Regions from separate parts of the Homo sapiens genome. Here all the other regions are linked to region 1. The links are chromatin loops, found by intact Hi-C in ENCODE. Cell type or tissue: heart right ventricle. All regions are shown on one strand. Each heading gives the region's core, and the rest is flanking DNA. Links, peaks and the distances in the headings are about the cores only.

Region 1 (4,932 bases), core at 433-4,432:
TTCCAGCTATTCAGTAGGCTGAGGCAGGAGGATTGCTTGAACCCAGGAGTTCGAGGCTGCAGTGAGCGATGATTGCTCCACTGCACTCTAACCTAGGCAAGAGCGTAATGCTGTTTTGAAAGAAAGTAAAGCTGAGTATTGTCATATGCCTACTGTGTGCCAGGCACTGCCACAGGCATTTTGAATGTCATCTAAGTACAGCATCATGGACCACAAGATTGGTATTGGCCTCAGCTTGCCCTTGGTTTTGAGTTTTTGCTCTGCCATCTGCTAGTGTAACTTTAACCAAACCATTCAAATTTCTGAGCCTGGTTTTCTCATCTGTAATATGGTACCAATGTATAGGGTTGTATTGAGCATAACGTGATATAGAATATGGAATGTGTTGTTGTGCATTCTGTGATTCATTCATGTTAGGCTTTATTAACACTACTACTATTTTTTTCTCAGTACAACTTCAAATATTCTCTAACACAAATGAAAGAAACAAAGACTGAGGCCCAGAATGACAAAAATCTTAGGAAATTTGCTAAGTGAAATTTTATTACTAAAGGCAACAGGCAATGTTTTCCTATTTTCCCCTTTTCCCGAGTTGTGATCTCTCTTTTCAGATAATGTTCTTACGGATCTGAAGCACCAGAGAAAATGTCTCTATTTTGCTTTGACTTTTCTAGAAGGAGCTATTGTGATTTCCATCCAGTTTTGGAGTGCCAGAGTTCACCTTTATCATGCAGCCAAAAAGTCAATTTCTTGACAGCACAACCAACATATTTTCCCAGTGCCCAAAGTACAACTTGATGGAATGCTGTTTACCTTTCTCCCCCTTTTAAATCCCACAGTCTCAGCCGGGGGCTCAGTTCTTAGCACATTATTCTTTAGCCTATAGGAAAACTAACCAATCTTAGACCAAACAGAAAACTGCACAAAATTTAAGGTGAAAAATAGAATGATCTGCAGTGTGCAAGGCAGGTATTTCAAATTCCACATTGTTTCAGATGACTTCTTTAACTTTTAGGGAGAAGAAAAAAATTACAAATTAATTCAAATTAATTGTCATGTTGATCTCTCCACCATTCTACCCTCTTCTCTTCTTTCTTCTTACCTTCTTGCCTTCTCTTTCCTCCTTCTTACTCTCCTTCTCTTCTTTCTGCTCTCTCCCTCCTCTGCTTTTTTCTCCTTCTTTATAGCCATTGTAATCACTAGTGTTGACTTTTATTCAGCACTTACTCTTTGCCAGACACTGTGCTAAACACTCAATGTACACTACATTCTTTAGTCTGTCAAAACACAATGTACAGAACAATACATTTTCTGTACAAAAAGAAAATTAAAAGGCTGATGCCCAAAGGCTACAAAATCTCCAATGACAAAAACCATACCTGAGTGGGCTGAGTTAAGATGAGAGCCAACCATCTCAATAGAAAAGGCTTTTCCTACAACATAAATGGAACTTGTATTGTTACCTTAATGCTAATGTATTTTTAGGTAAATAGTGAATGGCTTCATTTAGGTATACATGTGGATTTGATATATCTACTTTAAAATTAGTTAATATTCTTTTAAATGACTCCCATTTTAATTGAATCATATATTGGAATTAATTCTTATATATTTTTCTGTGATAGGGTTATTTAATAATTATCCTGGGGTGAAGAGGGAAAAGTGGAATGCCATATTTATTCAACTTTTTATGTATATTTGTAGTCCAACATAGATCAAACTTTTGCATAGAAGGTATTTTCATTTCGTATAGTGCACATGTGAGTATATTTGTGCAAACATACCACAAACCATATTCCCTGGAGTTAATTTGCACATTGTAAGAAACTGTAGCAAGTCAATGTGGTATGAGGTATAACTGTATTATGGTTTTGAAGCTTAGCAGAACTGGATTTTAATCCAAGCCCTGTAATTCCTTAGCTATGTGACCTTGGACAAGTTCCTTAACCTATACAAAGTCCATCAAATTTCCTTTGGTGAAAATGGGGCAATAGTAGGCACCTCTTGCAGCTGTTGTGAAGGTTACATGAGAAAGCACATGAAAAGGTCTGGCATACAGTACGCGCAAGAGAAGCTAATCCCCCTCCTCCAACGTGATCCTTATTTATTGTAATAATGGCCCCTAATCTTTAGCTACACCTATATTGATCCCTTATCTATATAATCTAACGCACATGTGTATTATTATATTGTATGTGTGTGCACATGTGATACATGAGATACACTCACAACCGCATAGGTAATCATACTCCAAAGAACACACACGTATGCCACCCCAGGTGTACCCTTCAATGTAGGGTCAAACTTAAAGACGTATAAAACACCCACATACACTCACTTTAGTCCGTTGGTACTGTATTAGGACCTGGCCTATACAGAATTGTGAAAACTGATCCGATCCCTCTGTTGTGCCATGGTTAACAGTACCCACGTATGCCATAGATGTGTCCTGGCGCCATCTAGTGGGGGATCCAACTTTCTGCTCCATAGTGCCTCCTTAGGCTGGCTCCAGCCATTGCTCCAACTCACCATTTTGTAAGCTGCCTCCATCATCCTAAAAAACGACCATGCTGAAAGAGCTCCTCTGTATTTCTTGGCAGACCCTTTCCAGTTTTCATCCTGGGTGTTTCTGAACAGGAACATATCTCATTGAAGTATTTGCACCTCTACCTACAGACAAGGAAAAGGCTTGGAGCACCTCCATTCATTGTGCCAACAGGACCTGAATGACCGTGAGTTGCCCTGCATCATTTATAAGTCCATGTCTTCAGGATCTAGAAGGAAAACTCTGTATGCTGTAATTATATGGCTTTCTGAATTCACTAAATTTAGGAATATTTTATATATTTTTTTCAGGAGAAAATATATTCTTTCTTTCAATGAGAATATTGACCCACAAAAAGACACCACCAGTCAATTGTTTCAAAGAGATGAGATGGTACTGGTCATCCTTTAGCTATGAAGGAAGCCAAGCTGGTTATAGGGAATTGTTACTACTATACCTAGATTAACCCATGGTATTCAATTTTCATTTTTTTAACTAGTAGATTTTATATACCAAAAGCATTAATAATAGTGGAGAAAATGCAGGCCATTATGGCTCTGTCTATATAGCTAATTAGTTTTGTAAGTTCTTTATCCCATTCAAAACGTTAAAGGTGACTGAGTAACATGGAAGAGGATGAGGTGAGGAGTAAATGTACTGGTTTAAATCTTATTGATTGGTTAATTAGTCCACATAACTAGTACATGCTATTAAAAACCAGTCAAATCCTTATCAATGTTCCAATGAAGTGACCAGTCAAATTAATGATCCTGTTCAGGCTGCTTATGTCACAGTAAGGCATATACAATTTGGGGGAAAGTATCAACCCATGATTCTCGCTTTCCCATCATCTGCCCCAGATCTCTGCCAGGGCCCAGGGACGTTTGGACTGACCACTTTTATTATTGTTTCACAGTCGTCAGACCAATAATAGTGCTGAAGATGTTACCTATATGATCAATAGAAATGGCCGAGCTTTCTGCCTAAGCATTCCCCACCTGCCAGGATAAAAGGAAGGGTATAGGTAGGAAAAGGGTATGCAAGAGTGACAGAGATAGGTGAGATGAGGTTCATTGCTAGATAGATTTGGCCCAAACTTCTGCTGCTACGTTAATAAGCCAAATCTTATTGAAGAAGATAGGAATTCAGACAAGAAATAAGTAGATTGTTTTACTCTTTGTGTGTATGTAAATGAGAATTGTATAAATTTACTCAACCCGACTCATATCATGAGAACTTAACTCATTTGAAAGGCTTGGGTTTGTTTTGGCAACAGTTGAATGCTCAAGTTTGCCTTCCTCCTCCTCTGTTTAAGGGGCAAGTGACGTGCATTCTGTGTATCTTGAGGGAAATCAGAATCTCGGTCTCTGGGTTGGGGAGATAGAGAGGGAGGAAAGGAAAGCCCTGTGCTTTCATTATGCTTGAAGTTGCTTATTTGCAAAGAGGTTCTTCATCAGATGAATGTATCTATTATTCCACAATGGCCTCTCAGTTCTGCTGCCTTTGTTGTAATGTTACATTTTGTATCTAATATTTCTTGTTACTGCTTAGAAATCATTGTGACTACATTGGTCTTTATCGATAATTTTATGTAGCATAATCCATCACCATGTTAGATGTTGGGGCAGGGAAGAGGGTATTACTTTGTCTTTCACTTGGTACTCAGACAGCTCTCTCATATTGATTTCTTGGCTTGCATGTTTGTTAAATGATGATTTGCACTTTTCCAGTATTATGTTTATCCAGATTATGTTTCAGATGTGTCTATAACATGTCATCATTAACAACAAACATTTATTGAACACTTACGGTCTGTGGATCAGGCTCCAGACTAGGTACTGGGAATAATAAGAGAAAGGTAATGTGACCCCTACCCTGCAGGGTTTTAGTATCTATCGGACCATGTCTTTAAAAAAAAAAAAAAAAAAAAAGAAAAGAAATAAAAGAAAAAAAAGATACCTAATAGCTTATATCCAGTGAGTGCTACAGGCAGTAAGTACTCTTGGAGTTTAGAGAAGGGAGTGATTGGTGAGGACTGGATGGTCAGGGAAGGCTGTAGGAATGAGATGAAATTTGAAAGGCTTCTTAAAAGATGAGAAGACTCTCTTTATGGGTTACTGAATACAGTGAGTTTCTAAAAACCATTGTGCCAGGAAAAAAATGCCTGTATCTTTAAACTAAAATTGCCTTATACATTATTCATGAGTTTAAGATTAAGAATCAATATTCACCTGCTTTCCACAGGGCTTTGTGCTGAGTTCTATTGTTAATAGCCTTACACGCCTGTCTTACACACCAAGGAAAAGTCAGCCCTGTTAAGTTTGTCATTTAGATTTCTGTGGCCTAGTCAACTTTTAAGATTGTCTTTTGCTTTGTCTAAAATTTGC
Region 2 (4,932 bases), core at 570-4,569, 1.1 Mb before region 1:
GAACTTTCATGAAGACCAGGATGTCAAACTGGTGCTGTGTCCTGCTCAAGGATAGAAAATCCTATATGATTTCACTCTCAGATGCTGAAGCCTTGATAGAACCCTGAGTGAAAGTTTAATATTCAATCAGCATGAGTTAGAAATAGCTGATTAATTTACATTCTATTTTGTTTGTTTGTTTAATAGTCCCCATATCCAGTCACTTAAACTAATGAAAAATAATCACAGTAGATTCTTCTCTTCTTGTTTTATTTTTAAAATTTCCTTCTTCTTTTCTTTAAATGGTCCTCAATTGCTCCTCCTTCTCCTTTTACATAAAGGGATCATGATGAAAATCTCTTTCCATGCCCCACCCACTAGAGTAGTCATAGGCAGATAATTTCCTGCCCCAGTGACTTTTCCATGCAAGCATACATCTGAGTGAGAAAGTCACAGGATAAGGAAATCCTCCACATATCTCATATGGATGATTTAAAAAAAAACTCTTAAATAGTCTCTCTGCACCCGTTCCTTTAAAAAACTAACCAAAAATAATTTGACTTAGTGATTTACTTGACATGAAATAGCTCCTTTTATATAATTTGATTGTTAATGGTCTAATTTTATTACACATTGAAATTCAAGCTAACTTTACTCTGGGTCTTTATTTTTATCTTGCATTTACTTTATTTCTGAATATTTTGCAAGGGTACTTGGACAAGTTTGTACTTCATGTGTGTGCCCTAAAAGCTCCTAGAAGGAGGCAGGAGTTGCCTGTCTTATTCATGCATTTGTCTTTACAGTTAAGCCCAAGGGATATGGAGGTTAGAGTGATTGCTGTGTATAAGGTTAAGACTTTGGACAACTTAGTTGACATTTACAAGCCTCAGTCTTTTTACTTATGGAAAGAAACTTAAAGATTAACTTTCCATAAGTAAAAATGTAAATTAATGTCTTTAATTAAGTTCTTTAATGCCAAATTGTCTGTGGCAGGAAAATTTGACATTAAAGAATTTAATAATAATACATACCTCCCAGGTTTACCATGAGGTTACATGGCATAAATTATTTGAAACAGATACTAAGTGCTCAATAAAATATTATTATCAATTTTATCATAATTTTATTATCTATCACAGTGCCTAAAATAATGAAGGACTCAAAAATATATTGATAATGATAAAGTCCAACCAGAGACTCAAATTCCACTCCTGAACCCTATTTTATTAACTGGTAACACTCACAGTCTCAGTTCTCCCAGAAAATGCCACATTTGCTTTTTAGTTCTGTGTGATCTAGTTGGCTCTCTATTAGAAAAATGATGACATAATTAAATTCATGTCATGCTTCCTCATTTTACTGTTCTGTCTTCTGCCCCTTTTCCTACTCTCTCAACTGCCGTATGTCCTCTTAGAATAAGGTGACTTACCAAAGGACCTCGCAGAAGTGGTCCTCCCATATGTCTAGTGTGAATAAAAAAAAAAAGTTCCTTTTATGATAAAAAAACATGCACTTAATTTTAAACTCTTCCATAAACTAGCACTGTAACTTTAGATAAGATGAATAGCCTATCTGTGCCTTATTTTATGTAACCGCAAAATGGGGTGACAATCCCTGCTTTCCTCACCACAAAAGCCTGTAAAGATGGAAGGCAATACACATTTTTCTGTGTGTGAACATACAGTTACCATCCACAATGACATCTTAGTGTTAGGCATGCTATTTTACTTCATAGTCCAGATTATACCATTGTCAGTATCCTGCTTTCAAAATGACCCAGTCTATGTGCATTTTTTTCCAGTCTCTGGCTTAATCATTTTAATCTACTCCATCAACTATCTTAAGGTGTTATTAGTGTTATTAGGTACTTACTTGGTATTAGATATTAATGCAACCCTGTGAAATATTTGGATTTTGACAGAAGGTTTCTAGATACAAAGTGTAATTACCATGAATTGATCCAGTGAAAATAATAGTTTTCCCTGAGCTCAAATTGGAAAATCTTGGGAAATATATCTGACACAAGTTGGACTTTTGGTTTCATAGTGTAGTTTTTATTTTCAGTCTCCTATAAAGGAGGATGACCTTTTGATTGGGTATAAGACCTATACCATTCTCCCTCTCATTAAACCTTACATCCCATTCCTATCAACCAGGAATAAAAGCAGCTTTGGATTTCATGGTTGTCTATTGCATGATAGATAGATTAAGAGGTACACTGAATCAGGAAACAGTGGGGGGATGGAGCTGACTTCAAGTCAGATTTAGATGCAAAAATTAAAAAGAAAATTAAATAGGTTAGCAGTTTAGTGCATGACATCTTACGAAAAATGTTGATTGAAATGTGTCTTAGGTCTAGCCTCCTCAGCCACTAGGGGTCAGAATTACACAGGACACTCACAGAACACGGACCACTGGTGGGCCAGAAAGGAGGGACCAGAAATTTGGAAATGGTTTTGAGTATTGTGTGCATAAAGTACACAGAAAAAGCATTTGCCATATGCCTGCCAGGTCTAATTATATGTTAAAGGGTAAGAAGATACAATTGGCACATGGACTTGCTCCAGCCTATTTTTCCAGTCTCATTTTTCTCTATTCCCTCGTAAGATACCACTTGGAACTAGATTCGAAAGAGGCTCCCCCCAACTCTAGGGGTCAGATTTCTGACAGCCACCATGGCAAGACAATTTGACATTAAAGAATTTAAAGTCTTCTGGGGAAAATAGGATTAAGAGAGACAATATGTATGGTTAACCTACGGAAAACCTTTGTAAATAAATCAATCTTCCCAACAGCAAAATAATAAAACAGCTTAGTAATACATAAAAATATATATAAAGTAAGAAAAGGTCAACAATTTTAAATATCTTTTACAAAGAATAGTGGGTGGAGTACTATACATTTCCAACTATTATATCTTGATGCATTAGAAGCTTTTTATGATTTCCCTACAATTTGAAAAAGGTCCATATAACTTTTTGTACTTATTGAAGATAAACACTTACTGATGAAGATATGAGGCATGTTTGTTTGCCTTATCCTCAGCAGCTTTTTGTTTTATGACTGGAGAGTAATTCACTCTTGTCCCTCAAGTTCTCAGTGAGTCCTAACTTCAGCCCTGCAAGGCTCCCTCTATTATTTCCTTTGATTTGGTTCAATTATTTCTCTTCTCACAAAAACTAGTCACAGAGAACTCGTCTAAGAACTAAATTTATTTTTCTCATCTTCCTTCAGCTTTGGCAAAGCTTTTGTAAAAGTTTTATTTTTGACGTTTGCTTTATCTTCCTTCCCTATTAACCACAACTAGTTTCCTTTTTCTCTAACTCTACTCAAATAAATCAATTTTTGTGCATACTGGAATGGAAAATTTTACAGTTACTAAAAAGTTATTCAGAAAGAAATTTACATATGCAGTTTCATGGAACTTGTGGACCTGTGGTTGGAACTGAATATTTATCTATGACTATATAAATGATACATACATATAATGTTTCTTATTTCCAATTGTTATATATGATCATTCTTGCTAATCCAAACTAGTTAATATGGACTGTAAACATTGATTACATTGATTGAAAGTATTTGCATTCACCTTGGACAAAAGTTAAGAATCACAGAACCAATCAACACAAAGAACCTACATTTTTACAGATATGCAAGCTGTGTGGTCAGTGAAATAAGCACAGACAGGTAGAGAGATGGGGGAGCAGGTAGATAGCTTGTGGTTAAAGACTGACTCTGCTAATTATTGCTGGGAACATGAAAGCCTTCTTCTATTCAGTTATTTAATGTATAATAAACCCTGACTTAAAGTATTAATACTTCTGTGGAGATTAAATAAGTTTCTGTTTAAGTGAACTTAAATGAAAAGAAACCTCTCAAGATTTAAAGGCTATTTAGGTGGGGAAGAGGAGTTTCCATAGTCTTCACTGGGAGGCAAGTTTGTGGAGACAGTTATAGAATAATTGTATGTTTGAACCATGGATTTTGGTTTTTAAAATGTATGTTTCCCAGAGTTTTAATAGACATTTGTAGAAAACTGAATGAAAAACCTGAACTATTTTCATGGATACATGGCCATTTATGAAGAATATTCATGGATCAGAGCCCCAAATATGAATTACTGGAGGCTTGGAGAGTATTTCCCAAACTGCTGTAGTAATAATAGTGCTTCATGCACTCTGTGGGGGAAAAGGGGTTTTATTCATTTGGATACATGAAGGAGGGAAAGAGGTCAAAATTAAATTAGATTGTTTTCTCACATTGACATAAGAGCCATCCCAAGTAGATTATGAATGTGTATATATTTAAAACTCTAAAGTTATGAGAATAAAAAATTAGAATTTTTTTATAATCTTGCAAAACAAAGGTTTTTCTAAAACACGAAATCAGAAGCCATAAAAAGTAAAAATAGGCTGGACACGGTGGTGCACGCCTGTAATCCCAGCACTTTGGGAGGCCGATGGGGGTGGATCACCTGAGGTCAGGAGTTTGCGACCAGCCTGACTAAAATGGTGAAACCGCATCTCTACTAAATACAAAAAACTTAGCCAGCCATGGTGGCACATGCCTGTAATTCCAGCTACTTGGGAGGCTGAGGCAGGAGAATTGCTTGAACTCGGGAGGTGGAGGTTACAGTGACCCGAGATCGCACCATTGCACTCCAGCCTGGGCAACAAGAGCGAAACTCCATCTGCAGGAAAAAAAAAAAAAAAAAAGTAAAAATATTACTACACTTAAAATTTAAACATTTGTATAGTAAAATACACATAAACAAAGTTAAAGGCAAATATATAAAATAGAAGAAAAAAAAACTTGAACATTCCTAAGACCAAGGACAAAAACCTTAGAGAAAAAAAAGCCCAGTGGGAAAAGGAGCACTGCATATAAAGGCTAATCACAGAATAAGAAATGGTAAGGCATCAACTTCATTGATAATTGAGAAATAAAAAA
Region 3 (4,932 bases), core at 663-4,662, 530 kb before region 1:
GTTTAGTTTTTAGAAATCCTTTATTATCATATATTAAAATTTTTATATTTGTAATATATTATTATATACCAAAAATATTAATGTGTATAAAATATTTATTGTATCTATTTTACATATGTATATATATTTATATGTGTGTGTGTATATATATATATATATATATATATCTCCAATCATGCGTCAATTAGCTTATGGGGAGGTGTTCTGAGAAATACATCAGTAGGCGACTTTGTGCAAACATCATGGAGTGCACTTACACAAATCTAGATGATATAGGCTACTGCACACTCAGGCTATATGGGGTAGCCTATTGCTTCTAGGCTGCAAACCTGTACAGAATATTACTGTACTAAATACTGTGGGCAAATGTAACACAATGGTAAGTATTTGTGTATCTAAACACAGAAAATGTACAGCAAAAATACAGTATTATATTATATGGGATCACAGTAATATATGTGGTCTGTTGTTCACTGAAACATTATTATGGGTGTGTGTACACACACACACACACACACACACACAGAGGCATATATATTTTTTCATATATATGTAAGAGAGTGAGAATATCCCTCCTTTCCTTTCTCTCCTCTCCCCTCTCATGATTCAGAGATGGGCTACATACAAGGAAGGAACGTTGGATAAGAAGTCAAGGAACATAGCATCTATTCCTGGCTTTGAATTAACTTAGTGGCTTGGGGTAGTGCATCGTTTCCTCAGTTTTAAAAAGATGGGATTCTAATAGATGATCTCACAGGTAAACTTCTACTGCACTATAATTCTACAGACTTATCATCTATTGCAGTGAATTTTAATAAGGTATGTGCTTTTCTTAGCTACTTTTCTAATCCACACAACACCACAGGAAGGAAGACTCTGTAAATACGCCTAGGTTATAGAAGGGAAACGACTAGGGCAATAGGCTTTAGTTCTGGTTTGGATGACATCAGACAGCCATATGCTTGTGGACAAACCCTTCTGATTTCTGGGGCTACTTTCTCCACTGGAAAAGCGCGGGGAATAGGCCACATGCTATCTTAGTTCTCTGTGGACTTTGGTGTAGGATTTCAGAAATCTGGGTGTACAAGCAAATGAGAAAGGTCATTTGATTACAGAGAATAGTTGTTTTGATATTGTATTCTGTGCCTTGATCTCTACTTCTATCATCAGCTCATATGCTCTGCTATTTTTTTTCCTAACTAAGCATTATTTTCTCAGCAATAACAATGACGCGGTAAAAAAGCATAGTAGAAGACCTATCGAAAATTGCTCCACGGGAGGTCCTGCAGTGACAGAAGAAAAGTTTGTAGCCAGTCAGAACATTCCTCTGAAAAAAAGAGGACAGAGCACTTGGATCAGTAAAAGGGTGAACTATCCGTTCTGAGTCAGACTGAATCTGCATCCAGACAGGAATCGGGATGGGATTGGGGCTGGAAGGGGTTCACCCTTCAATCCCCAGTCTCTTTCACTCCACTTCACTGCAGCGTTCCTATGAAAAACTTGACGAAGAAGTTCTGTGAAGGAACTCAAACCAGCAGCCAATGCAGGGAGGCAGCCACTGATGGCCTCAGTGAGGGAATGCCCCCGACGTACCTCCAAATCATTCCTCAGTCCAAATAGCCTAAAACTCTCATGAAGAACGTGATAGGAGTCCTCTCAGAATCCGAGTCCTCGGTCAACTTTACCCCAAGTTCTTTGAGCGGAACCATTTGCAGACCTTCCCGAATCCGTATCTATCCTATATTGTTTTACAATGTAGACATGTCTCTGAAGGGTTCCATTCGTGTTTCCCTGAAAAGACCCCCTTTGTAGGCCAAATACAAAAACTCAGAGATTACAAATGCCACCATATTTTGTAAGAACTGAAGACATTCCACTTTGTTCTTCCCACCCTGAAAACAACTGCATGCCAGTCTGCGTTTGTCATCTCTCCGTGTCCTTCCCTTCATCAAGTGTCCAATTCTCTTGAATAACGAGAAAATGCACATGAGATCTGAATGCATACAAGTCGCTTAACAACAACAATAAAATAATAATAATAATTTAAAAAAACCCTGAAAGTGAAATATAATTACCAGGTTAAAAAAAAAATGCGCCCAGTTTCGAGAGCCTATCACAGCTCACGTCTGGGCGCGCAGTACCCCCCCGACACTGCTCCTGTTGTGTCAGATAGTGGCAGTGTTGAGCCCAGGAATACGCGCGGAGCCCGCGGCGATCCCCGCGGCCGCTCAGTCTTCGCGGCGGACTCCGGCGCGCAGGAGCCACTGGGCCGCAAGGGCGCCGGGGAGCGGGAGGGGCGCTGGGGGCGGCAAGGGGTCCCAGATCCCAGGCCACGAACTGTTTTCCTTTTCCCCGGGCAAGAGCCCCGCTCCCTTCAACTGACAGAAATTCACTGGGGCAGGGGGGCGAGTGGGGAGAGAGGTCGCTCAGGGCTCGCTACTGGCTGCGCCTCCCCCGGCTCTGGTCTGGGAAGCGGCTCTGGGCCCTCCGGGCGAGCAGCTTGGGCGCCGGCGCCCCCTGCGAGGAAGATCGCGGGGTGACGGTCGGTACCCGTTCGGCTGGGCCGCGCTGCCGCTCCGATCCACCTCCCTTCCGCGCCCGCGCCCTCCCCCTTCCTTTCACTAGGAGTCCGGGATTCGGAGAGGGCGCGGGAGGCAGGCACACGGGCCCGACCCCACTCCAGCGCTCACCGGGGACGCGGGCGGGCGGCGACGGGACGCGGCGGGGGCGCGGGGCGGGCGCGGCCATGGAGCAGCAGCGGCGGCGGCGGCGGCGGCGGCGGCAACACTAGCGACCGCGGGCGGACGAGCGGGCGGGCAGGGCCGCCGGGCTCAGCGGACCGAACTGCACAGCTCAGCAAAAGCGCCCTCGCCCTCCGCGCGCCGCCTCCTGCGAGCCCAAACCCACCAACATTTTTTAACGCTCCAACCCATCCTTTGAAGAAAAGCAAAAAAAAAAAAAAAAAAAAAAAAAAAAGCAAAAAAAGAAAAAGCATTGATCGGAGAGACGGGGATATATATATATATATATATATATATATATATATAAAATTTTTTTTGGCTCCTGCTAAAATTAGCAGGGCTCGCCGCGCGCCTGTGTGCCAGTGTGTGCGAGTGTGTGTGCGTGCGGGCGTGTGTGTGTGAATGTGATTACTCCAGGACTCCTCGGGCTCCGGAGACGCCATTTTCCCCCTTGATATCTCTCTCCATAAATCGGTGGCGCGGCGGAGGCGGCAGAGTCGGGCGGGAAGCGCGGGGCCGGCCGGGGCGCCCGCCGCTCGCCGCCGCCTCCGCGCGCCCGGGGGCCCCGGCGCCCCCCGAGCTAGGGCGGCCAGCTCGCGGCTCGCCGTTTGACAGATGCTCATCGCCATGGAGTTGCCGCAGCAGCACCTTTGGGGGCTCGGGCGAGCGACGGGAGCCGGGATCTGAGCGAGCGCCGGGGCCAGCGGAGCCGGAGCCGCCGGGACATGGGTGAGCACGCGCGGCGACCTTGGCCCGGGAGCCCGGGCGCCCAGCCTCCCTCCGCGCCGCGGGCCCCCGCACTCCCGGAACCGGGGGCGACGTGTGTGCCCTGCATGCAAAAGTTCACGTCGCCTTGCTGGGTCTTTGACTTTGCACCCGGCGGGAAGGGGGAGACCGGGCCGAGGGGGCGGGATGCCGGTCCGGGCGAGGTTGCAGGAGATGGGCGCGATTCCGGCGGGCCGGCGGGTGGGCGGCGATGCTGGCTCAATTGGAGTGGCTCGTTGGTGGCGGCGATGGTGGAAGCTTTGGGCTGGAGGGCTGGGAGCTTATTGAGTTTCGCCTAATCTGATCTACCCCCCCTCCGCCCCCCGCCTTTTGCACCCTCCCTCGGTCCTGCAGCCGGCTGGCGGGGCTGGCGGGTTTGGCGTTGGTGGAGTGGACTCGGGAGGGGGAGGGGGTAAGGAAAGGGGTGGGAAGGCAGGATTTTTTTTTTCTCTCTTTGTAACTTGCAGGTTAAGTGGAGCTAGAGAGCTACATTGTAACCTAGTTGGATTTTTTTGGGGGGGGAATGTATCAGAATCTAACGTGTCGTTAATAGAAAGAAGAACAGGCAAGAAGTGGTCCAGCCGGCGAAGGTTGGTGTGTGCTTGTGTTGTGCCTGTGTGTTAGTCTTTTTCTTAAAAATCTTAATCAATGGATTTGAGTCTCTTTCTTGTGCTCTCTGGTTTTGGGACTCTGAAAAGATAGGAATTCCCTTAAAAGCAGACGAATGCCTTTTTGAAAGCACGCATTGTGTGCGTTTCTAGAGGAGCCGTGGGCTTGGGAATGAACGGCAGGCTTCCCCGTTCGGTGGTTTCCAGTGGGAAATCACTCCGGAAAGGGAACCCTTCGGTATCGATTTATTGTTTTTGTCTTCCAAACCATTATCTCTTTGACCGAAATACTGTCTGAGAAGTTCCGCAGGGACAAAGTCAGGTAAACTGGACCGGGCAGATCTTTGGCAAGATGGTGATAACGGGGATGCTGTTTTCAGTGTCTGTTTGTGATGGAAGCATTGTTGGGTAATAGCAATTTCTGATCGGTAGAGCATGCTGGTTCTAAAAAAATAAGTTAACTGCCGAAATACTGTCTTCCAGCCCCCCTCCCCTGCACAGTACAGCACCTATTCCCCCCGCCCCCCCATCCAGACCGCTTACTACAAGTCTGAAATCGGATCCAACTGGAAATATTTTCATTGGAGATTGAAAGTTGTGCAATTGGAAATAGATGAGGCTAGAGGTATTGAGAGTGTGGAAGGGGAGTTCTTATTGCCCCCTAATGCTGCATTTATTCTTTATGTGTGTCTGTGTTGGATTCTCAGGGTGTGTATCTGTCTAAAAGGACTGTTGTGGGAAGGATTTCCGATTCGTTTCCGTTTCAAATAAACTGTCCTGATAATCTCACGGTTGACATCTAACGCTAAAAGGGCAAT
Region 4 (4,932 bases), core at 649-4,648, 1.6 Mb before region 1:
GACCCAACAGGGACCCACAAGAATGATAAAGATAGACTATTTCACCAGGGAGGATGGTCAAATCAAATCACTTTATAAAGAATGGAATGCAACATTTTGTACCTCATGAATCTATTTTGAAAGCCTTAGAAATAAAATTTTCTACAGCAAAAAAAAAGAAGTAATTTGAAATATAAACAAAGATCTACTCTAGAAAACACACCAGCCACTGAAAGTATGATGAAAAAATTATACTAATTAAGAAACAGATGATGCAGATATGTTAAATACACTGTTCCAAAACATAATGAAACAGAATATTTCACAACATAACCTATCAGTTTGCAGTAGCATCAGCATCAAAACAAAATATTATCAGGGTACAAGCATTTCTATATGCACAATCACACACATTTATATGTACAAATATACAGAAAGAAGGCCAATCTCACCTATAAACATAACATAAATTCAAAATAAAATATTGTAAGTTTATTCTAAGCCAATAATAAAATAATTTTTTAAATATTAACCAATTTAAAAAGACAAACGTCATCATTTTAGTTTATGCTGAAAAAAGTCATTTAATAAAATTCAATAATCTTTCCATATAATGCTCTCTTAGCTTGATAGAGCTTTTCTACCAGAAACTTGTAGCATACTAACATGATAAATAGTGATAAAATAGTTAAAGCTATATTCATGCAAGAAGTTAAGTGTGTCTGCCTTCAAAGAGAATAAACTGACCATATATATACACACACACAGCTGATATATATATACATAACTGATATATATATACACATAGCTGATATATATACATAGGCGATATATAATATATATAACCAGTAAAATAGAAAAGTATAATAAATTCACAGTATAAATAATTATATTTTTAGCTATAACAACTATATATATAGCTGATATATATATATTTATATATACACACACACACACACACACACACACATATATCTCAATTTTTAGCTATATCAGCTCAGCTCTCTCTGATACAGATAAAAATTGAGTTCAACCAGAATTGGATGCTTATCAACAGGCACAATTCTCTAATTTTCTACATATCATTAATAATTGACTAGAAAATGATATAATAGCTATTTATTATCACAGCTATTTTTTTAAGATTTGTGGATAGAGAATGAACATGAGCTTTAATGAGATCACCGGAATTATGATGAGCAGGTTTAGAATTTGGAGCATCCTAAAGTTAAGGCATAGAATATGTCCTTGTGATATTCAGAGCCAGCTTTGGACAAAACTACACAATGCAAAGATTGACATATGCCTATTTTCTAACCATTCTTAAATATCATTCTAGCTCCTGATGATTGACATTTTAATGCTGCTCCAGATATCACAGTCCTTCCCTCACACACACAGTGAAATATTGCCTTTCCTGAACTGTATCCATGTGTCTTTACTCACTCCTTCCTCCAAACATAGATTTATCCACCCTATAATTCCATGGTCTTAGTGCTCCAATCTCTCTTTACCAAGGTATAGAAAAGTTCATTTAGAAACTTCATGGTAAATGTTTGTTTGTTGTTTGTTTGTTTTTGAGATGAAGTCTCGCTCTTGTCCCCCAGGCTGGAGTGCAATGGCACGATCTCGGCTCACTGCAACCTCCGCCTCCCAGGTTCAAGCAATTCTCCTGCCTCAGCCTCGCGAGTAGCTGGGATGACAGGCACCTGCCCCCACACCTGGCTAATTTTTTTTATGTTTAGTAGAGACGGAGTTTTACCATGTTGGCCAGGCTGGTCTGGAACTCCTGACCTTAGGTGATCCGCCCGCCTCAGCCTCCCAAAGTGCTGGGATTACAGGCGTGAGCCACCGCGCCTGGCCTAGTAAATGTTAATGACTTAAAACTTTAATATGTCACCACTCCAATGCTTATTTGCTTATTTTGGTGAAGCAGAAACTTTATTTCAAAGGACTGAGTCTTTAATGAAGGTAAAATGTTAGAAACAGAGAAAGAAGTATTTGAAGTGAAAACATTGATGGGAGAAAAATAAATGAACACTGGTTTTCTCCTACCCCATGGTTTCCACAGACTTGGATAAGTAAAAGTAAAATTAGCATATTAATGAGATAGATACATCTTTGAATGAACCCAGCAAAAACAAAATAAAATACAACAAAAAGTGATGTGAGGTTTAAAATTTATTCTTTTCCACCCAAGTTGGGGCTTGGTAGTGAGGATTGGTCTGCTAGTAGGGATGGCTCAAGAGAAAGCAAAAGACTAGCATCAATGAGTCAAGAATAAATCTGTGATAGTGCTTTCATTTAAATAATAGGAAACTCAGCCCCTACTTAGTGCAGAGCCTTGTACACACTAACGATGGATGCATACATTAAGTTCTTTGCCCAGTATGTTCCTTTCTTACTGGACAGCTTGTTGAAAATGCAAGACCACAGGCCCATACCCAACAGATTTTGGGGTAGGGCCAAAAGTTAGCATTTTTGATGTGCAGGTGAGGTGATCTAATGTCACACTGAAAAATAATAGAAATGTGATTACTTCTTTGAACAACAGATGGCAGTAGAGTCAAAAGAAAGATTTTCCTAGCCCCAGCAATTGTCAGGAAACAGAGGCGTGGTATCTTTGACCCTTCTCCTTTGCAAAGGAATGCTTTAGAAAATAAAGAGCTTCTTTAAAAGTTTGCCAGCTCAAAACATCATTCTTATCATATATGATTCTTTTACCCGATGACACCTTATATGTTTTCAGTAATTAAAAATTTTTTAAACTTTTAAAAAATATCTATTATTGCATTGTCCTGCTCCACGAAGACTATTTACTCTACCCACTCACCTACTCAAAATTTATATTTGAAATGATTATTTATAATCATTAAAATAATATTTGAGTATCTACACGGTTTGCTATTTTATCTACTCAACAAAGCTAATGCAATTTTAAGTTTGTGCAGTTTATTCCAGGGTAGACTCTGGGAAACCATACTCACATACTTCTGAGAGATACAAATAAATACAAAGATAATTAAGGGCAAGAGAATTTGGTAAATGATATCAGTCCATCCTTGGAAAATTCAATATTTTTTCAGCATGAGATGACATGAGGGTTGGGGCCTAAGTTTCCAAAAACAGTAAGTCCAACAGAGAGATGGGAGAGAGAGGTCATAGGAGGGAATATTCCCTGCAGGGGACCCCATTTTGCAAAAAATGGTGACTTAGGGGAATCTCAGGTAACTTAGTATGACTGGGGCAAAGATTTCAGGTGGGATATAAAATAAATTTAGTCAGAATAAGAGGAGACCAGACCATTAAAAGTCTCAATTCCCAAGCTAAGAAACTTGGAGTGTTCAAAGTACAATACCATGGAGTATAAAGTAGGCAAGTACAAAGCTCAGTCACATCCATTGTACCCTTTGGTCTTCATAAAACCAGATGAGGTGGTCAGGAAAGAATTCTGATAAAAATGTATTAGAGGAAGATACAAAGTATTGGAAGTATTAAGTAATATCCCCCAAGATCATACACCTCTGTTTGGAACAGACCTAGAAAGAGAAAGAGGCTTCTGAGTTATGCTCAATATTCTGCCCAAGACATTCAACAGCCTCATGCCCTACATGCACTTGGCCCGCAAGACATAACCACTTCCACAATTCACTGAGCACCCACTTTGAGTCTGTCAAAGATTAAATCTTTCACATGAAACCTACCCGGAGAGCTATTAAGCCCATCAAACAGACAAGGATGTTGTGACTCTGAAAGTCAGGAAGGTGGAACAAATTTTAGAGAATGAAGGGTTCGAGGAATGTAAATTTTATTGGTCTTAACTTTAGATATGTTTCCTATCCAGCTGTGTCAGGAGCAATGAAATAATGTGCTCTGCTCGCTCTTGATCTTTGGGCATTTGTGGTTGAGAAAGCATTGTGTTTAGAACTATAGAAAAATGACAGAAAATTAAACATTCCTGTAAATTTCAAGCTTTCCTATTTCTTGAATTGACCTTATCTTCAGACTGAAACATCCTCATTTTGTACTCCTAAACAGATCATATGAAGTTCATATTAATATTCATGCCTTACAGATGAGGAAATTGAGATCCAGTGAGGTTAAATCACTTGTACCTACACAGCTAATAAATGTCAGGCAGACAAAGCAAATTGTAGGACACAACGAGTAAGATGTTATTCAGCCTATTTATATGAATAGCATATAAAGATAATAAAGATAGATTATCTTTGTAATATTTCATTTTCTGATTATAAAATAAGGTATCTTCATTGAAATTTGAAAAGAAAATAAATTTTTGTCATCCAAACAACTAAATACTATAACTATATATAATATAAAAGGAAAATATTCTAAAGAAAGTAATGATAAGCACTTAACATTCTATCGCATCAAAGTTTCTCAAAAAACTGTCCTCATCAATAGAAGGCAATAGTAGCAAGTTCACAACATATTTAATGGATATATACTAAAATCATCACCCTACAGCTCTATCACCCTATGATCATCAGCCTACTAATAATTTTTGATTCATGGAAAATATAATAAGCATTTACAAAATTATAAGTCATGCTGTCTATGTTGAATTAAAACTTTAATATCTAAATAAAACAAGAATAAGCACTCATACATTCTAGATAGGGAATATTAAAAATAAAGACAGGACCTGTGAAGTAAACCAAACTTGTACCCGGAGGGAAATTCATTGCTTCCAATGTTCTTTTATTATTTATTACTATTATTATTATTATAAAAATAGAAAATCTAGGAAACATTCCTTTCAAATTAGTGACATTCTAGTTATCACATGACAGGAAAAGATAAGAGAATGACATTAGGAAGATGACAGAATTGCAATAAATATCTCAATCATATTTGAGTGATGTCTTAGAATTCTTTTGAGAGCAAGTGACAAAAACTCAAAGAAGCTTAACCAAGGAAAGTTTTTTTAAA
Region 5 (4,932 bases), core at 596-4,595, 290 kb before region 1:
TAAAGAATTCAGAGAAGGTTCCAGGCAGGACCAGAGCAGGGCTTTACTTGAACAGAATGTGGTTAAAGCAGTGAAATGAAATGCTTGGGAAGAGGCAAGTACAGGCACCTGCTACGACTTACTGTGTGCCCTAGGCAAAGTATTCCACTTCTCTAATCTTATTCTGTCCCCATGAGATGACTGTTATAATATGATCCTCATTTTACAGATGAGGAAACAGGGCAGGGGCAAAGAGACTAGATGTTCCATATCACACACTAGTGATGTCAGTTAAGCTCCAAATCTAAGACTAGACTCTTCCAAAAAGTTTTCTCTTGGCCACACATAGTGACTCAGGCCTGTAATCCTAGGACTTTGGGAGGCCGAGTCAGGCAGATCATTTGAGGTAAGAAGTGTGAGACCAGCCTGGGCAACATGGTGAAAGCCCATCTCTACTAAAAATGCAAAAATTAGCCAGTCATGGTGGTACGCGCCTGTAGTCCCAGCTACTCGGGAGGCTGAGGCACAAGAATCTCTTGAATCTGGCAGGAGGAGATTGCAGTGAGCCGAGATCATGCCACTGCACTCCAGCCTGGGTGACAGAGCAAGACTCTGTCTCAAAAAAAGTTTTCTCTTAACTACTCTCTTTTTCTTTCCAAATCATCCTTCTTATTGATGCTACTCTTAGTCCAAACAAACATCTGTTTCTTTTCTGATTTCCGATTTTCAGGCTGGCTGGAGTTTGTGGGACCAGGAATGCTGCCTGATGAAAGGTTCCTTGGAATTTTCCCATAGAGGACAATCTTTTGCCTGCCACCCATGAATGTTTCTGTCTTTCCTTTTTTTCTTTCTTTCCTTCATTCCACAGATATTTATTAAGTTCTTCTCAAGCTCTCAAATATCCTAAACTTAATTTGTGTAAATATTGCTACAGCCCAGGTCACAGTGAAATCTTAGACTGAGACACCACCTTCTATTTACACAGGCAGCATGAACTGTTGTTGCCCTATTTGGTGAATACGGCATAAAGTATCCAAGAAACAGCCCAGACACGGAGAGAATATTTTCTGAGCAGTCAGCATAATGAGATTGAATGAGTCCTAAACTATGTCAGAAAATCTATATTTAACTCCCAACTTTGCTATTCATTCTGTCAACCTCAGACAAGTCATCTGAACTCTTTCTGCTACATTGTCTTCAAGTATAAAATGGAACTCATAGTTTCCTCTCTTATGAACTTTACAGGGATGTTGGGTGGTATGAGGGATAACATAAATGAAAATGGTACCAGAAAGTGAAGGCCCCCACCTCCCTGAACCTGGTAACACAGATTTTGCCAAATAAGCCGCTTCCCTGGTTTCCCAGACCTCATCAGTGCATGGCTGCTGTCCAGCCTGCCAATTCATTGACTTCACCATGCCCTATTAATTGATTCTGGGGAACCCCATCAGGGAAAGAAATTAATAGGTGTAGCTGTTTGGAGATAGCCCTATTCTCCAGAGAACCTCCTGAATGTCCCTCTGAGTAGATATCAGGGAAAGGACACCCTTCTCAACCTTCTGTGTGGGATAGGAATAGCGTGCACCAGGATGCCTGTGAGACAGGTGAGCTGGAAGCCCTTACTTGCTGCATGTCAGTTTCCTTATTTGTAAAACGAAAAGGTGGTGAGTCTTACTTGGTGGTTTTTGAACAGTGCTTTCCAAGTGCTGTGTAGGGCCCACTCTAGGGTCACTGCCTGGGGAGAGGCAGTTTGGTGCAGGATATTTGGGAGTGTTTCCAGCTCTCTGATCCCAGAGTTACTCAGCTTTTACTTTCTTTATTTGTTTATGCTCCAGCTGTGATTTTATTTCAACCAAGGGTTACAAAGCTTTAAAATTTTTTTAACCCAGGACCAAGTTATATCTAAATGCCCGACTTTGTGGTTCTCTGATACAGTTACTGAGTGAGTTGTCTTTCTTTCATCTTCTTCCCTTGTCTATGTGCAAGGGGTTCAATGCTCTGATGCCTCCCCATCCACCCCCAGCAGGAGGGTTGGAGCTCTGCCTCCTCGAGTTGTTGATTTCTGAGTCCTCAGCATTTCCCTCACCCTCTCCAGCTTGTCCTCAAGCCTGCCAGTGTCTGTTTCATGCAGCAAAGGCTGTGAGGTGCCCTGGAGCTCTGTGTCCTTGGCTTCAGCACTCAAAGCCCGTGCATGGCAGGGCTCTGGGATACTGGGCTTCAAGGGGATGACTCTACTACTCACCATGACTTTTGGGACTCCCGGGAGCCAGGTTTGGAGAAGGAAATAGAAGGGGAAAGGAAGCCCTGAGCATGTCAGCCCCCACCACAGCGAGCTTGTGTCTCACCTAGAAAAGCCTCCTAGTGCTCATGTGCCCTTAAATGGACTTGTTCACCATGGCCCTCCCACAGCATGCCGCCCTCGGTTTGTATTTTGGAGGGCTTAGTAGATTAGATGTCTGAAAGCCAAAATCCTTCCCGGTGCTGCCGAGCCATTCATACTTTCTTCTCAATAAACAGTTGTCAGACAATTGGATTAAATGAACCCCCACATATAGTCTACTTCAAAATAATAATCCTCGGGACAGCCTGTTCCTCTGCATTATCTGTGTTTACTTTTGGATCTGGTCACAATGCTCTGGTTATACTTTCTGGCAACATGCACTTATGGGGCAAGGGTCACTGGGGTGGAGCCACCACCTCATCCTGAGGAAGAGGGGCCCAGGCTCAGCTGGAGTGACCTGGAGCGTAGGTTTCCCCAGGCCAGGCCTTCTCCATGAAAGGCTTCCTCGGCAGCGGCCTTCCAGGAGAGGATCCCAGTGAAAAGACCACTTGACTCTGAGTTAGAAAACATGGAATTTATCCTACCTGGCCACTAACAAGCCATTGGACTATCAAGAAATGGAAGAGATTTCCCTCATAATCATAGGTTTCTTGTCATTAGAGATGTTGAGGCAGAGATGGGTGGCCCTTGCTCTGAAATGCTGAGGACAGGAACCCAGCAGTAGGTAAAAAGTTGGATCAGATATCCTCAAAGGTCCTTTCCAACTGTGAATGTTTCCACTTCTAGCCTTCTCGTGCAGTTCTACCTAGTGCACAGAATTGCTAGAATGTTTACAAAAGAAGATGTACATAAAAACATTTGACTATATAATATGGCAAGAGAATGTGAGAATTTGTGTTCTAGTTATCAACTTTAAATCTGAGGTGATGATCTTATGTGCACTGCCACTGGGATGGACCCCACAAATGACAGTTCAACAGAACTGTAGGGGAAACTCCCCTTTCCCTGGAGCACTTTGCAGAGATATGTCAACTTCCAGCAGACTCTTCTCCTGGGGCTTAATATCTATAGCAGTCCCACTTTGGATTCTGCTGGAGATAAAGAAGTAGCAAAGCCAGCATAGCTCGGCCCAGTGCCCTTTTCACACTCATGTGGTTAAGGATGCCAGTTCCTGTACTAGACCTTGAGCTCCACGAAAGCATAGCCATGTCCATTCCATTCTCTGCCATGTGGTCATCATCTAGTCCACAGGGTCTGTCACATAGTTTGTGCTCAGTAAATATTTGTTGAACAAAAATATAATACATTAAGAGAATTAAGGAATTAACCATAGGGTTCTGACTCTGCAGGTAGAAACTATTTAGAGATGTGAGAGCTCATTTCACCTAGGTCTCCATTTGCATGTTACTCTATCAGAAAGGGTATCCTTAGCCAGCCTGTCTAAATCAAATCCCCCCATCTTTTTTTTTTTTTTTTGGAGACAGAGTCTCACTCTGTCACCAGGCAGGCTGGAGTGCAATGGCACAATCTCGGCTGACTGCAACCTCCACTTCCCTGGTTCAAGTGATTCTCCTGCCTCAGCTTCCTGAGTAGCTGGGACTACAGGTGCACACCACCACACCCAGCTAATTTTTGTATTTTTAGTAGAGATGGGGTTTCACCATGTTGGCCAGGATGATCTCGACCTCTTGACCTCGTGATCCACCTGCCTCAGCCTCCCTAAGTGCTGGGATTACAGGTATGAGCCACCATGCCCGGCTAGATCCCCCCGTCTTTAAGCTTGTCCCCATATCCTCTCTGGTTTTTCCTTAATAATCTGTGCCATTTGATTAATATATATTTATTATATTATATATATGTATACATATGTGTATTGTATGTACATATACACACATACATATGCATATACACACATATGCATATACATACATGAATTTGTATCTAAATATTACATATAGGTTTGTATGTATGTCAGATATATCTCTGTCTGTGTAAACACACACACATATAGATATAAACATAGTTTTTGGGTTGTTTGTTTTCCTATCTCCTTTCTCCCCACTAGAATGTAAGATTCATGAGGGCAGGCAGGCTGTTTTGTTCACTAATTGTCTTAGGTCATTTTGTGCTTTTATAAGAGTATACTTCAGACTGGGTAATTTATAAGGAACAGAAATTTATTTCTCATAGTTCTTCAAACTGGAAAGTCCAAGGTCAAGATGCAAGAAACTTACCTGATCTCTCTGCTGCCAGTATGGTGCCTTGAGTGCTGCAACCCTCAGAAAGGAACATTATGTCCTCACATGGCAGAAGAGTAGGAGAGAGTGAACCCACTCTCGCATGCCTGTTATCCATAGGAGTATGAATCCATGTATGAGGGCGAAATGGATTAGTCCCATCTCTAGATACTATTGCATTGGGGATTAAATTTCCAATATCTGGGTTTGGAAGGGAACAAAAGCATTTAAACCACTGCCCTACTCATCCGTGTATCCTAGAATGGGATCTGGCATCTAGTTTTTGCTCAAAAAATATTTGTTGAATGGACAACTAAATAAAAGAATGTTTACTAGAGAAAATGGACTGGAGTTGGGTGTGAGAACTTACAGACTAATTGTAATTCGGCTAAGCCCGGCAAGAAAGAGAGAATCCTGCAAGTGAGGGGTGCAGGA

The links. Hi-C counts contacts between places; a loop is a spot of excess contacts. Peaks named below come from ENCODE experiments on the same cell type or tissue, not always from the same donor. Only the 100,000 strongest peaks of a DNase experiment are listed, where the experiment ranks them.
Region 2: it touches region 1 in a loop (4-fold over the local background); 17 of 110 quality-filtered maps call a loop at or near these places.
Region 3: it touches region 1 in a loop (10-fold over the local background); 63 of 110 quality-filtered maps call a loop at or near these places.
Region 4: a loop joins it to region 1, with 8 times the contacts of the local background. A loop is called at or near these places in 27 of 110 quality-filtered maps.
Region 5: it touches region 1 in a loop (2.5-fold over the local background); 18 of 110 quality-filtered maps call a loop at or near these places.

The regions. Positions count from the first base shown.
Region 1 is chr18:45,210,460-45,215,391 of GRCh38, forward strand. It overlaps a transcript of SLC14A2 not described here. Among named protein-coding and RNA genes, the nearest start is that of MIR4319, 240 kb to the left of the region's middle. RefSeq lists an enhancer at 2,551-2,600. In heart right ventricle, for the core only: no CTCF peak of the experiment used is centred there; a DNase peak (open chromatin) is centred at 2,462.
Region 2 is chr18:44,128,193-44,133,124 of GRCh38, forward strand. No RefSeq gene overlaps it. Among named protein-coding and RNA genes, the nearest start is that of LINC01478, 400 kb to the right of the region's middle. In heart right ventricle, for the core only: a CTCF peak has its summit at 2,353 (motif pointing right); no DNase peak of the experiment used is centred there.
Region 3 is chr18:44,676,926-44,681,857 of GRCh38, forward strand. It overlaps SETBP1 (SET binding protein 1), which reads left to right and starts at 3,963. Exons shown (of 6, transcript NM_015559.3): 1 at 3,963-4,096. It overlaps SETBP1-DT (SETBP1 divergent transcript), which reads right to left and starts at 2,947. Exons shown (of 2, transcript NR_187430.2): 1 at 2,691-2,947; 2 at 6-1,964. RefSeq lists silencers at 2,088-2,727, 3,398-3,647, 3,788-3,837. In heart right ventricle, for the core only: CTCF peaks have their summits at 2,177, 2,377 and 3,861; DNase peaks (open chromatin) are centred at 2,206, 3,166 and 3,756; H3K4me3 peaks cover 2,820 bases; H3K27ac peaks cover 2,900 bases.
Region 4 is chr18:43,618,599-43,623,530 of GRCh38, forward strand. No RefSeq gene overlaps it. Among named protein-coding and RNA genes, the nearest start is that of SYT4, 340 kb to the left of the region's middle. In heart right ventricle, for the core only: a CTCF peak has its summit at 2,524 (motif pointing right); no DNase peak of the experiment used is centred there.
Region 5 is chr18:44,915,628-44,920,559 of GRCh38, forward strand. The region is part of intron 3 of SETBP1 (SET binding protein 1); the gene reads left to right. Among named protein-coding and RNA genes, the nearest start is that of MIR4319, 52 kb to the right of the region's middle. In heart right ventricle, for the core only: no CTCF peak of the experiment used is centred there; DNase peaks (open chromatin) are centred at 2,043 and 2,675; H3K27ac peaks cover 223 bases.